Linked DNA regions of Homo sapiens: regions 2 and 3 are each linked to region 1. Evidence: chromatin loops called from intact Hi-C (ENCODE). Cell type or tissue: CD14-positive monocyte. All regions are shown on one strand.

Region 1 (5,000 bases):
CATCCAGCTTTTTCTTAAATCAGCCCCTAAGTTTCTTGTTTTAGGATGTTTCTCCTTTGGCAGAAAAAGTATAGTACTTGCAGAATTTATCCTATGTTTTTCTCAGTATTAAAAATAATCCACCATGGTTATATAGATCCTCATCCCAACCTGCACCCATTATTTTTAAATCTTATAAACACTAAACTTAAGCAATAATAGAATTATTTGGGGAGTAGAGGAAATGCCACTATTTTTCTCTCTCTTATTTAAGTTCAAGACACTGTTCATTAGAAATAACATTTATTATGATGACTTGTAGAAACAGTTAAATATCTTTGCTGTAAAATTAGTAAATAGGCTTCTGGTTTAAAATCAATGACCCAGTTAGATGAAGTGTGACTTCATCAAATTGAAGAATTTGATCTTTGAATCATGCTTTCCATGATTTTTTCCCTTGATCTAATTGTCTTAAAAAGTAAATGTTCAAAGGTGTTCAAAGACAGCAGCAGCTCTCAGGAATAAGTAAAATATCCTCAGAGGGCATTTTGTATCTCACTCTACCTTCAGATCAGTTATAATCACTCCTTCCTACCTGACGGATGGACACCTAGCCAGTTCTTTACCAATTTTTGTGCATAGTTGAAAGACATCTTTGCCATCCATAACTCACCAAGTAAAAGAGAACTTGGCAGCTGCTGTCCATATGATTGATGGAAACTGTGTCTGCATTGTAATAGCACTAGAGGCACCTTTCGGCACATCAGGCACGGCACCGAGCCTGCTGCTGGAATACGTTCGAAGGTGTTGTGACTCCAGCATCCCTGCACTCTACTTTTAACAACTACAATTTTCTAAGCACTGTGCTAGGCACAAAAGATACAGCAGTGGGCAAGACATCCTAGCCAGTCTGCAGCTTAGAATCTAATGAGCAAATTAGATGGGTAAATGGATCGTTACCACACCATGTATATGTGACACAGTGGCATTACAAAGAAAGCAATCAGGGAAGGTTTCCTCAAGAATGTGACATTCAATCTCATTTTAAAATATTTAGCTGTATTATCAATTCACAATTTAACTTATTAGATACAGGTTTATGTATGAGGTTAGAAGTGAATTTATTGTGAATTAATGAAGTTTAAGTACAGGGCCCTTTCCTTGCATAGGCCCCTTCCGAGATCTTTTCACTAATTTTGCATTTGTAATTCCACATTCTTTTTCTTAAAGAGGGCCCCATGAAACTGCACAAGTCTAATAAGCCACAAAACCTGGATCCTGCCCTGCATGGGTTCCCATACTGGATTTTGACCTCAGCACACATAAAGTCCCTTTCAGAATGACAGGCTCACACGACTGTATTCTGTTAGAAATGTTGGTTCCATTTTACTACCTCATAAACTTATAAAGATAACAGGCTAGTTTGGAAGGCTGCAAACTTTACCCTAGTCAGCCTATCTTTTTCAGGCTAAACTTTCTTCCTGAGTTCAAAGTTGTATTGCTAATGCCAGCCTTCCTCCTACTGAAAACATAAAGACAAGAGAAGGTGAGCACATGCATTTTGGTGTTGATCTGAGAACCAAAGAGAGGTTAAAAAAATACATATATATAATGCTAAGAATAAAGTCCTTCAACTGCAGTTCCTTTCAGACACTAGAACTTCTCACTTCTTGGTCTCACCCCATGGCCTGGATGAGCTTTCTAGACAACTTCATCAGGGGAAGGAAATATAATTTGTTTATTTTTCTCTAGAATATTGCTATCTAATATCTTGGATTTCCTTTATCACAGTGACAGTGAACATCAAGATTGTTGAATGGGTAAAACTGTGTTTTCAGGTATGTGGCGTTTAAGATAACTTTTAATCAAAAGAGTATGTACCTACCAGAAAAATTGAGTTTTATACGTCATTTTCAGTAAGTTTATCTGCTTTATTAAAAAAAAAAAAGGTTATCTACTTCTGGGATCATTTTTCTTTTTAAAAAATGACTTGGCAACAATAGAAATAAAATTCAAATAAGAATAGTAATTCTTGGAGTATTAAACAACCCCCTTTATTCTATGAAAGTGTCTGTGACTAAAGGTGTGTTAAACACTGTTTACAATTCTTTTGCCACTAAACATTAACATTTCCACCAGATAAAGCACAATGATTAAAAATTGCAAGCTAAAGAAACTCAATTCACATGATGCCATTTCCAGCAAAATTTATTTTGATTTATTCTGGATAGAAATGCAAATAAATCTTTTCAGCATATATAGACTAAAGAAGATTGCCATGAGACTTAAACATAGTTATTATAACACAGGGGAAAATGAATAAAAAGTGTATTAGCACAGCGGCTTAGAAAAAGAGACATTCAAAGAGTATAATTCATCCGATAGGCACTAACAGGTCACACTGTTTCAAATCAAGAATGCAAACAAAAGTTCTCAAAATATTAGGAGAAAACCTTTAGAAGCTATTATAACATTACACAAAAGGTACAAAAATAGTAATATGATAATATTTCTAATAGTGAAAAAATGACAGCAGGCAGCAGGCTACATTATTAGTTGATACTGAAGGGCCTTCAGCTAAGCAGCACAAGATTACCTTTGCCAAAGACTTTCTGGTGTAAATTGGGAAGGGTTTTACCAGACATGGTTCCAGGCTCTTTATCTGCACCTAAGAATGTTGATAACAAATTATTATCTTTTGAAATAGTCCAGCCTTTAAATAGTTGTATATTGGCAGCAACTAAAAAAAAAAATTGCTGTGCAATCACTTTGTGTGTGATCATGCAATTTTAGCAAGTTCAATGTCAATGGAAATGTGTCTTCCCAAAAATGAACTTAAACTTTCCTTTCTCCTCCCATAAACCAGAACACTTACCACATATCAACAGTATCTTGTAGTAAACAGTGGCAGGAAACAGCGAATTTTTATATTCTTTCAAAAAAATTTTTAACTGAATAATTTTATTTAAATAAGTGGATTCATCAGAAAACTAAAGAAAATACTCAGAAGGATTACAAAGTCTCTATCAAAATGGGAGAAGGCTAATTAAATTTATGGCTACCCTAGCTTTAACATAAACCCATTGATCAGTATTTCAAATAAAAGGCATTCACAGAAAGACTTATGTGTATGCACCCATCTAACTTTCTTAACAACTTTATTTGAATGTCTTGCTCTTCAAGGGCAAAATTTATAAAACTATACTAATCTACACGTCCCCTCCCACAAACCTCCTTTCCTTGCATACCACTAATAGATCTTCCTCTCTCTAGCTTTGCTTCCCTCCAAATTACAGTTAGAATGATTGTCCCCTCAAAACATAAATCTGATTCTGTCATCGCTCTATTTGAAACCCTTCAAATGTTTCTGTTGCCCTTTATTCATCTGAATTTGACTCACAACTCACTCTGAGATCTGGTCACTGCCTACATATCCTGCTATATCACTCCAGATTCTGTCTCTTAGCCTAGGCTGTAACCGGCCATGCTGAATTGCTGTAAATTCCACAGATGTGTTAAGACATCTTTCTTCTTGCCCAAACCCACCTTCCTCAATCCTACTCCCTATTCCTTCAGCTGAAATATCACTTCCAATGAACCCCTAGGCTAGGCTATGTTCCCACCATATTCCATACTTCCTTTTTCATCAACTCTGTCTTACACACATCATTATTGCTATGGGAGGGAATGATTCTTCCCCACTCCTTTAGTTTTTTTTATGGAAGGAGCACTACTAGCGTGACACTTATTCTTCCAGGAGGAGTGACTGACCTGGTAGATTTAAAAAGGGCAATGTATAGTCTGCCTCTTCTATCCCTTTTTTTTTTCCTGGGAGTTAGCTCACCTACAGGGAGCATGTGCTCAACCTCCAGGTGCTGTATGTCTCACAGGGGCCAAGTCTTTTCCCTGCAGGGGAGCCTGCAGTTGTCCACCACTCCCAAAACTGGATGGGTACATCTCTCTGATTCTGGGGTTTAATATTAGAAAGATTATTTGCTCCTTGAGACAAGAAACATGCTCCAGTATCAGCTATAGCAGTCTAAAGGTGGTATTTTGGGTTAGTTTAAAGAACAATTCCACAAAACATTCAGCCTTAAACTTCACATACTCTAAATTTATCTTATTCAGTGACATACATTAAAGTATAGATATGTTACAGTTAAGTACATTTCAAGATAGCTGGAAAGAGGCAAGTTAGCATTTTGGAAGATGGAATAATGGGTTAATGAATTATATTATGAGTAAAATTAGGAGAGATAGATTATTATATTTTAAGAGTTTCTGGTACCCTCATTTTTAATTTATAATTTTTATTGAGCATAACAGAAAACAGTTAATACTCTAAGTATGACTTAATAAATTTTATAAGATTACTATTTTATGTTTAAATATGTTATTTTAAAAGGACTAATGTATCTCTGAATATGACTTCCTATTTAAAAATCAAGGAACAAGTTTTCCCTTTGATAAAATGAAACTGTAACTTTATCATGAAATCCAACAGGAAAATATAAATCATATAATAGAAAAACCTGTCAGTGAATTTTTTCTCCTCCAAACTATCTTTTAAGTGAAAGATGCCTGCATAAACTAATTTGTGGCAACTTAATTTTTATTCATTCAATTATATTTAAGATTCCATGTATATGCATGAACACATAATTAAACTTTCTTGTAAGATTTGTCTCTAGACTTGAAAGAAAAAATATATATTCTCAAAATTTGAGAATTATGATGCTACTGCATAAAACATAATGAAGGATTATATGTCAATAGCTTCCTTTTGTATTTATGACAAAAAGAAAAACATTCCAAAAAGAATTATAAATGAAAATCTCAGTTGTACAGGACAGGAACAAAATGTGCAATAAGCAGAAGTCTTTTGGGATGTATTTTTAAACAGGAGGTTTTGAAAACTCCAAATTTAGATTCATAAAAAGAGGTAGTGCAAGTGTGAAGCATGTGGTCATTTTGGCATACTCAGTGTATAACTTCTCTCTTTACCTATATAAGGATAAAAT
Region 2 (5,000 bases), 50 kb after region 1:
CTAATCTAGGTACCAAATACAACCTCTCATATGGCCGCAGGATGGAAATTGTAAAATGATCAATCTCTCATACTCATCAATCTTATCAGTGACTTAGCTGATTTGGAAAAAAAAAAGAAAAAAGAAAATCACTTGACAAAAATGACAAAACAAAGTTGCTAGCACAAGGTCCAGAAAGAAACACAGAGCAAACATTTTCAATGCACCATATATAATGAATTTACAGCAGCAAATGTCCATAGGTTAAGAATGTGGTGTGTGTGTGTGTGTGTGTGTGTGTGTGTGTGTGTGTGTGTGTGTGTATGTGTCTTGGGGAGGGTGCTCACAAGAAATGCTGGCATGACAAACAGTGTAAAAACACATCAAAAGATGAAGCAAGGCAACTAAGGCGCTCACTACTGGGGGTAGGATAAAGTAAGGAGCTGACATGTAATTTGAAAAGGATGGCATAATTCTATGTGCTCAAAAGTGAGCAAACCTAAAGACAGAGACAAATCTGGAAATTGTGACAGAGCTGGGAGATGATGGTTTTAGGCCTCAATCTCATCAGTGTGGAGAGGCTTATAGACATGAGATTTTTGTGACATTCAAAAAAGGATAGTTACAGGTCACGGTTGAGAGAAAAAAGCACATATTTATGTGTGATCATTCTAAATGAACATGTGATACTTTACTATCTCTTGTACAATTACATCTTTTATGATACCAACATAACAAATTCATGACATATTTTCCAAATGAGGAATCTGGGACAAAGGGAGATTTACTAAATAAAAGATAGATGACAGGTGTTTCCAGAGCTGCGTTTAAGTCCTTGGGCTTTTACTAAGAACTTCAAATATGCATTTGTATAATTTCTCATTAATAGATAAACAGATAAGGTAATAAAATATTCAAAGAAAAGACGTTTGGGTTTATTTAGACCCAATGAGTGTGAACACCATTTTTCCTTAGGAGAGGGAGGGTAGAGAATGGAAAGAAATATAAGAGAGGTAGAAGCAAAAAAAACAAAGCTTATTCATCCTTATATAGTGGTTAAGAACATAGAACCCCAACAGGATATAAACATTTCTTTAATGATCCTGCAGTAATAACAAGCAAAATAAACAGTCAAACCTTAACATGTCCCTCCTCCCTTAGGACCTCAGCTTTACCTTGTAGTTTAAGAATTAGTCACTCATTTGGACTGGGGCAAGTCCCTATGGATTCAGAGAGTTTGCAATCAACTAATGGGTTATGGCATTATTGTTAGTGGATGATACCCCACAGGAGGCTGGACTATTGCATCAGTCAGGGTAAAGACATACTTGCTATGTGTGTGACAAACAAAAGCCTACCCAAGGTGGTTCCTCAGAGAACTCTGAATGAAAGACATGCAGTGCTTGCTTGTTCCACATCTGTTATTTCCATAATCTTTAGAAAAATAAGCTTCCTGGGCAAATATGAAAGGAACTCCATTTGACCAGATACATTCCAAAGTAAGAGATCTTGTTCTCCATTAAATGCCATACCACAACACTGTCAAATAATGAAGCCAAAAACACATCTTTAATGGAGACACACAGAAAGTTTAAGATCCTAATTTAATCTTAATAAAGACTTCAACCATTATATTAAAATATTTATTAGTCTATCACTTTAAATAAGAGGAACTGAAAATGTATACAGATTGAAAAGTCACAAATTTTAAGCCGGATGTTTTCCTTTCTATGTATTTTACTGAAGGTCCTCAGAAACGTAGTATATTTAAAAGTTACTGCTAATTATACAGTATGCAAAACTGTATTACTTTTTAAAAGTATAAAGAATGTTGGATCAATGAATTCTAAACTAACTTAAAACAATTTCCTGCTCAACCACAATTAAAAATCATGTCACTCTTTCCACTATTCTTAACCACAATACATATTTGTTTTGGGAGAGAGGTGGTTTATAAGCATTGAAACAGGGAGAAGTTCAAGTTACTAAAAGGAAAGAGGGTGGTAGGTCTGCTTCTACCGCTGTGCTAGCTGAAGAAGAGCCAAACTTAGCAACTTCCCCACATTTAGAGAACTCAGTATGAAACCACAAGTCTTGCAAACAATGACTACCCTATTGCAATGTTTGTTGTTCAATGAATAGATAAGCCACCTTAGAAAGAGGGGGGCCGGGTGCAGTGGCTCACGCCTGTCATCCCAGCACTTTGGGAGCCCAAGGCATGCAGATTGCCTGAGGTCAGAAGTTCGAGACAAGTCTGGCCAACATAGTGAAACCCTGTCTCTACTAAAAATACAAAACAATTAGCCAGCATGGTGGCATGTGCCTGTAATCCCAGCTACTCGGGATGCTGAGGCAAGGGAATTGCTTGAACTAGGGAGGTGGAGGTTCCAGTAAGCCAAGATTGTGCCACTGCACTCCAGCCTGGGTGACAGAGCAAGACTCTGTCAAAGAGGAGAGGGGAGGGGAGGGGAGGTGGAGGAGGGAACGGGAGGGAAGGGGAGGTAGGGGGATGGAGGAAGTTCAGTGGATAGCACTAGAGGTGAAAAGAACCGAAAGTCAACAAATGAATAAGCAAAAAGAAAAGGGATATGATTCATGACACATATGAAACAGTTTGGTTTTGCTCAGGTATATTCAACTGCTTCCCTCCTCCCCAATTCCATGCCCCTAGCACCACTATAATCAGCCTCCTCACAAAGTGCCCTTTATTCTTCACTTATTTGGCTCCTTTTGTGTGCTGGGCAGTATATTACTTAACTAAGAGAGCAACCATAAATACAGCTGCCAACTGCTTCACTCTATATACACCCCACAAAATGTACTTAGATGTCCCTTGCCCTCAAAAAGCTAAGCCTATTAGAGAAGACAACCCCAGTACTAAGGTAAGTTCCAGAACTGAGAGAGGTAACAAATGTCAGCGTCACCCAGGAAGGCCTCACAGAAGAATGGAGTAGGAGCTGGGTGTTGAAGATAAGTAAACAGGACACTCCCAGTGGTGAGGAAGGGTCATTCAAAGGCCTCCAAGCAAGAAAACTGGACCTGGGGAAGGTAAGCAGCTCTACATGTTGAACAGAGTGGGGTTCATTGAGGAGAAAAATAAGATAAGCCTGAAAAGGGTACGGGTTCTTATATACCTTAAATAGATGTGATAGAGAGCCACTGACATTTCTTATACAGGGCAGTGACTATATCAGAGTTAGGCTGAGAAGAGATTAATCGCACCATAGACAACAGACTTGCTAATCAGGAAGCTCAGACACAGATCCATCCGTCTTCAAGCAACTTCACAGAATTTAAATGCAGGTACTAACAGGGTGTACCCAATTTCCCTTCATTTCCCTTCCTCCTCACGTATTTTATTTTCCATAACTTACTTATATAGACCCCAAATCTTTTCTGGACTTAGGCAGAATAAAAGAAAAAGAAAGAAAACTAAGAAAGGTAGGAAGGCAGATGGGTAGGCGGATTATCAGTTCTCCCAACAGAAGGGAAAATGACATACAATGTCTACTTTGACATACTTTATTGAAATTCAAAGACTCGATAGTGTACATTACCTAACTCAAGTTATGGTATGTATTATTTTTCCAATATCTATAGTTGGCTTCCTGCATTTTTCTGCTAATTTCTAGGTTCTTTCATTGACATACCACGACCTGTTAAAATCTTTCAATTTACTGTTTCACTTTAAACATAAAGCCAAAGTAAGATACATCCAACTCTTCTTTAATAAAAAAGGAAGCACAATAATACAGACAAAAGGATAAAAATGCATTAAAAAATAACATAAAAATTATCCAAACATGATGAAATAATCTGTACACCAAAGCCCTGTGACACACAGTTTACCTGTATAACAAATCTGCACATGTACCTCTGAACTGAAAATAAATTTTTTAAAAAATTACCCAAACAGAATTTTCATAGCTGTATACTTTCATTTTCTAAGAGTTTAAAAAAATCTCTAATTATAATAATTTTTCAATACACATAAAATGATAGGAGACAGGGCTTTTGGAAGATCTAGTTAACAGTCACTGGGTTAATAACTTATTTTACAGACAGTATACCCTAAACAATAGTAACATATCCCAAAATTTACATGTCCATGAACCACCAAGCAAATATTTGGAATTCCAGTGACAAACCAAACAAGTAACTACAATGACTTGCAATATTTTTTTCCTTATCAGACAGAGATTTCAAAAACAGAGGTTCAAGATAACAGTCTGGCTTTTCCCATTTGTACGGCATTCCTGGATCTTCAGAAAGCACTGGAGATCTCAAGACCAGAAAAACACAGGGAAGGAAATCAAGCAGGCTTTCCAGTAACAGCAGACCGAAAAACTGTCACCAGCTTTTATTAAACATGTTTACATTCCTAGAGAGTCCAAAACTCATGACTAGTTTTTCTCATGAATAATGTCATTTTGACATTTCTTTCTGAAAAACAATTTCTTCTGAGAGTTAAAGATAAAAGGTGAGTGCTTGGTCATACACCACTATGATTATCTGCCCTCTCACAGAACTCACAGAATTCCAAAGAAGGCAGAATTACTAGGGCAAATTCCAGCTCCAAAGGAAAAATCCCCAGCTCACCCAGAACACTTTCCAGTGGAACTACATTACTGGTATGAAGAGAACATTTTCTTGGACATTAAGAGCCTGGGAGAAAAGGTTAATTATGCAATGATATGTGAGGAGCAACCATCTATCATAAGCAGCAAGAGCCTTATATAATCAAGTGCCAGGAAGTTATTCTAAAAAAAGGGGGGGGGGGGTTAAAAATAATTTTACAGATTACCTCAAAGCTTATCAATTTCCTATAAATCAATACAATATTTTTTAAAAGTTCACCAATAATATGGTCATGAGTCTTTCATTTGGATATTAAAGCAACTCCAAAGCAACACAAATCAACACATAGGCATGCATTATAAAACTATGGACTGGTCCGTTCCAAGATGGCCAAATAGGAACAGCTCCAGTCTGCAGCTCCCATCGTGATCAACACAGAAGAC
Region 3 (5,000 bases), 67 kb before region 1:
TTTACTGTCACAAGAATCTAACCTAGTTTAGAATGTTATTGTAGCATTCAAACATTTAACATGTTGTTAAAATTCCACTATGTATTTATGTATCCCCAAACAAGGTATGAAATTTGAGTTTTTAAATGTCTATGCCTGTAGGATGGATTGGCAAGGAGAGCAGTCAGAAAAATAAAACAAACTCAACAGCTATCTGAGAAATGCAGACACATGGACCAAAGAATTGGTGCAAAATTCTTTGGTCCACTCCGTTTAATGGCAAAAACCACAATTACTTTTGTGCCAGCCTAATAATCCCCTACCATAACATATATTGTAAAGACAGCCCGAGGAAGCCTATACGTGGACATAAAACAGTTTTTAATTAAAAGTTTTTTAAATAAAAAAGTTTTTAAATAAAAATAAGCAAAAGCCACAGCAAAAGCTTATAATGTGTTTTAAATACCACCATTAGCTATGGGCATTCCCTAAGCTTTTTGTCCCCAGGTTTCTTCCTTTCATGTGGCTTCAACTCGTACCTACACGGAAGTTTCTCAAATCTTCACCTCCAGCTCTACTGCTCAACAATGACGTCTCTAAGTCTCTATCTTGAATTGCCCAGACAGAGCAAGCTCTCAGATGTCCTGCTTCCATGGCAAGTACAAGTCTAGACAATAAACATGGCACTTCAATCTTCCTGAAAGAAGGCACCGCATACAAAGTCTGTCTCAGCCTGTGTGCTTCTTGTCCCCTGCCTCCTTCTGTGATTCTGTTCATAAAACCTCCATTCTAACACTGTGTTTAAACCACTGTCATCTTGACCTTAGGCTCCCCCTTTCTCCACAGAGGCAGACAGTCACAGAAATGTCTACTTCTTTCTAATGGTGCCACTGCCCCCGCGCTTGGTGCCAAGCCTCAAAGCCATGTGTCTGCATTTCTCAAATAGCCATTGAGTTTGTTTTATTTTTTCCATGGCTCTCCTTTCCAATCCATCCTACAGGCATAGACATTTTAAAAACTAATTTCATACTTCGTTTGGGGATACATACATATGTAGTAGAATTTTAACACAAGGAAACAAGAAACAAAATATTTAGAATTGTGTTTCTCCTTGGCCAAGAGGGGAATTCACAAAGGAGGTTTTATTGATAATGGTTAAATTCCATATCCTGCGTTAGTTATAGGTATCTAAGAGTTTATTATAGTTACACACACACACACACACACAAATATGAGCTATATGAATTATGTTATAATCAAGAGAAAATAAAATTTATTATTTTTAAAGACGTAGATCTTTACAGGTTTAAAGAAAATTAATCTATTAAATGTTTAAAGTATGTTTTAATACTGAAACTTCTCTAAAATGCACTTCAGCATAGGAACTAACTTTGCATAAGGAAGCCAGTTCTGCTGTAAGAAGTCTAACATGCACTGGGTGGAGCACTGTCCTCTATTTTTAACCACATAAATAAATTCTATTGAAAATTCTGCAGAGGTAATTCACGTGAGTACACAATACTTTTATTTATTCACGTTGTTTTTTACAAAGAAGTTTCAAGATAAAAACCAAATTCAAAGATCACTTACTACACAAACCTACTGGTAGACCATGAAAAAAAGGCAGTAAAGGATCTCCCACTCTCCTGCAGAAAAATTCTAGTGAAGATCTACTATTGCCAAGGCACTGAGCAGGTCTGCATTAGTCTATGTCAAGGTTTCTCAGCCATTGACATTTGGGGCCAAATAATTCTTTGTTGTGGGGGGTTGTCTGGTGCATTATAGGATATTCAGCAGCATCCCTGGCCTCTTCCCCCTAGATGCTGCCCCCTACATTACCTGCTGCCAGCTGTAATAATCAAAAATATCTCTAGACATTGCCAAATGTGCTCTGGGGTACCAAACTGCCCCCGGTTGAGAACTACTGGTCTACGCAAATGGTTCCCTCAGCAATGGTACCTGGTAATCTTGATATTGGGAATACACAAGAAGAAAGTGCTGATTTCAAGTACTTTTGCACTTCCAAGGAAGTAAGTTTAGACCAGCATAGTTTATTACTGCTTCCTTGTATACCATACAGTTATGTAAAGATAGAAGTAAGATAATTTCTAAATATACTGCCACTTGGGAAAATAATATGTCTCTTTTATTGTCTTCATATATTTATTCAATTAGTCAACAGTAAAACTGATTAGTCAGTATGTTAAAATGCAATGCAATTTTAAAGAAATTATATTTTCTGCCTGTTTACTTTATGTCAATGAGCTCCATGATACCAATTCCATGGTATTTTTTGATTATTTATTAGCTCCTTAGCATTTGACATGGATAATCACTCCTTTCTCCTGAATATGCTATTTTCTTTTGTTTTCCTTAAAAACTACAACTTTCTTGTTTTCCCTTTTCTCTGACCATGACTTATCCACCTCCTTTACTGGCTGCTTCTCCTCTGTCTTCTAAATTTTGGAATTTCCAGTGGTTAAGTACTGGGCCCTCAGCTTTTCTCACTTCATCCCATCTCTCTGAGTGATCACATCTATTTCCATGGCTTCAGTTAACATCTACATGACATCTTATGCCTACTTGACATCTTCCCTTGAATGTTTCAAAAGCATGTAAATTGAGAAGTCCAAGCCTGCTTTTTCCAATTTGCCCATCTTCACACAAGACGTCTCACTAGACCCAGTTGCTAAACACCATAGGATCATAATTGATGCTCCCCAATGACATCCAATTGTTTACCAAGTCCTATTAATTATACAGTATTTCTCACTCTGTCCACTGCCCCTACACCCCTGACACTGTTTAATCCAAGTGGCCATCATTTTTGGACTAAGCTATTGAAATAGTTTTCTAACCTATTTCCATGTGTCTACTCTTGCTCTTCACGAATCTATTCTCCACTCTGCAACTAGTTTAAAAATATTATTCAGGTCATGCAACTCCCCGTGTAAACCTTTCAATCACTTCTGATTGCACTTGCACAACATGCAGCTGCATAACATGACCTACTAGGCCCAGCACGATCTGGATTCTGCCAGTACCTCTAAGCAACTTCCCCACTTTTTACATGTTTCAGCCATGCTGACCTTTACTCTCTTTCTCAAAGAGGCAAAACTATTTTCCATTTTGTCATATCCAGTTCCCTGTGACTAGAAGCATCTATGCCATTCAGGTTGTTTAAAGTTAACTTCATTTGAGAAACTATCCTTGATCCCCCAAAGACTATAGGATACGCTATATAAATACTTAACATGTATCACATGTTAAATTAATACAACACCCCTAGCAGCTCAGTATCATTTTACAGGTGAAGAAACCACGGAATAAGAACATTAGTTAAATACCCAAAACCAGAGGGTAATGGGCTTTGAACCATGATTCTCTAATCCCAGGGTCTGGGATTATCCATACACACACACCCTCTCTCCCAATGTAGACAGTACAATGTAGTTAGAATATATTTTGTGAACTATAGCATCACTTATTTCATACAACTCTTTTTCACCCCAAACCTGTGAATTTTCTGAGGGCACAAACTGTGATTATTGATTTCTGGATCTCCAGCAGGAGATGCTAAGCAATTGTGAATAAATGGACAAAAGAACAAATGAAGACAGAATTCATCTCAAGGGAAAACAATGCTTTATCTATTCAAGACTTTTAATACATTTTATTATTAAAATTTAAATTGATTATTAAGTTAATAATTAAATCAAGCATTTAAATCAAGCACTAATGTTTATTGATTTTTAAAACTTATTAAATGTTTACATTTAATAATAGCAGTGACATAATGCATTGACAAATGTTAAAGATCAGGATAGAAAACAATCTGTAAACATGAAGGCACTAGTACGCAGTAATCCCGTGGGTGACCAACCCCACCAGAAATTACATTACTGCACAAAGAAGTGGACACTGACAAGCTAAATGGCACTCTGAATCTGTCTCTAATGACAGACAAATACAGAAATTTCCGACCCTAAACCATGCTTTACAGGTTGTGAATATGTTCTTATGAGATGAAGACATTAGAGACAAAAAGAAAAAGAAAAAAACCAAGATGATGGAACAATTCTGGAAGATGGTTTGCAGTGGCCAGTACTAAAGAGCTGCTCTGCTTTCTCAAAGGTTTAAGAATCTAAGAATGCCCGGTGTGTGATGTTCCCCTTCCTGTGTCCATGTGTTCTCATTGTTCAATTCCCACCTATCAGTGAGAATATGCGGTGTTTGGTTTTTTGTCCTTGCGATAGTTTGCTGAGAATGATGGGTTCCATATATAACAAACCTGCACGTTGTGCACATGTACCCTTAAACTTAAAGTATAATAAAAAAAAAAAAGAATCTAAGAATGTGACATAACAGTGACCCTTCCCACTTCACTCCCCCCAACACTGGCAGCTGCAATTCCCTTTATCCTTTTCTTTTTCTGCAAAAAGATCATATGATTTCAAATCTCTTCCAATATTTTTATAGGTAAAGCTTGGCTGATTCTGTCAAGATGACAAAAGTACTGTAGCCAACGAAGGAAAAATGAACGATTGCAAATTGTATCAGATTGCCTGATAAAAGGCAAGTCAATCATTTATGTCTGATGTTTGCATTTTTAGCTCTAAATTTTAGACCATGTCCCCTTGAGTGAAGAAAAAAAAAAATTTAAAACACCATTACTCTATTGGAGGGGAAAAAAAACTCCAAAGTTGTGAAATTAACCTCTCTCTTCATTCACACATTCAGTTCTATTTTTGCAGTTGTACCCGTAATGTAAAAGATAAAGCACTTCAAGTCAATTCCAGGTTTCTAAAATGTCTGACTGTGCATGTCCCAGTTCTCTTCAGCACCTCCCAGAAGATTCAGCCAATTTTTATTTCTGCAGCGCATCAATGTTTATCATTTGTTTTACAACAGCACTCCATGTTCTCAAAAACTGACTTAGATATATTTCACCCTCCTCTACAAAAACTCAAGAGAGACAAATGGCCTTAAAAACAAAATCCACCACTGAAGCATGGTTAATT

What was found. Hi-C counts contacts between places; a loop is a spot of excess contacts. Peaks named below come from ENCODE experiments on the same cell type or tissue, not always from the same donor. Only the 100,000 strongest peaks of a DNase experiment are listed, where the experiment ranks them.
Region 2: a loop joins it to region 1, with 3 times the contacts of the local background. A loop is called at or near these places in 3 of 110 quality-filtered maps.
Region 3: it touches region 1 in a loop (3-fold over the local background); 9 of 110 quality-filtered maps call a loop at or near these places.

What each region holds. Positions count from the first base shown.
Region 1 is chr7:18,225,223-18,230,222 of GRCh38, reverse strand. It overlaps a transcript of HDAC9 not described here. Among named protein-coding and RNA genes, the nearest start is that of MIR1302-6, 100 kb to the right of the region's middle. In CD14-positive monocyte, no CTCF peak of the experiment used is centred here; no DNase peak of the experiment used is centred here; H3K4me3 peaks cover 500 bases; H3K27ac peaks cover 298 bases.
Region 2 is chr7:18,175,529-18,180,528 of GRCh38, reverse strand. It overlaps a transcript of HDAC9 not described here. Among named protein-coding and RNA genes, the nearest start is that of MIR1302-6, 51 kb to the right of the region's middle. RefSeq lists enhancers at 2,099-2,208, 2,873-3,017 and a cis regulatory region at 2,937-2,954. In CD14-positive monocyte, no CTCF peak of the experiment used is centred here; DNase peaks (open chromatin) are centred at 2,088 and 2,508; H3K4me3 peaks cover 1,768 bases; H3K27ac peaks cover 2,311 bases.
Region 3 is chr7:18,292,632-18,297,631 of GRCh38, reverse strand. It overlaps a transcript of HDAC9 not described here. Among named protein-coding and RNA genes, the nearest start is that of MIR1302-6, 170 kb to the right of the region's middle. In CD14-positive monocyte, a CTCF peak has its summit at 1,363; a DNase peak (open chromatin) is centred at 3,001; H3K4me3 peaks cover 3,358 bases; H3K27ac peaks cover 3,973 bases.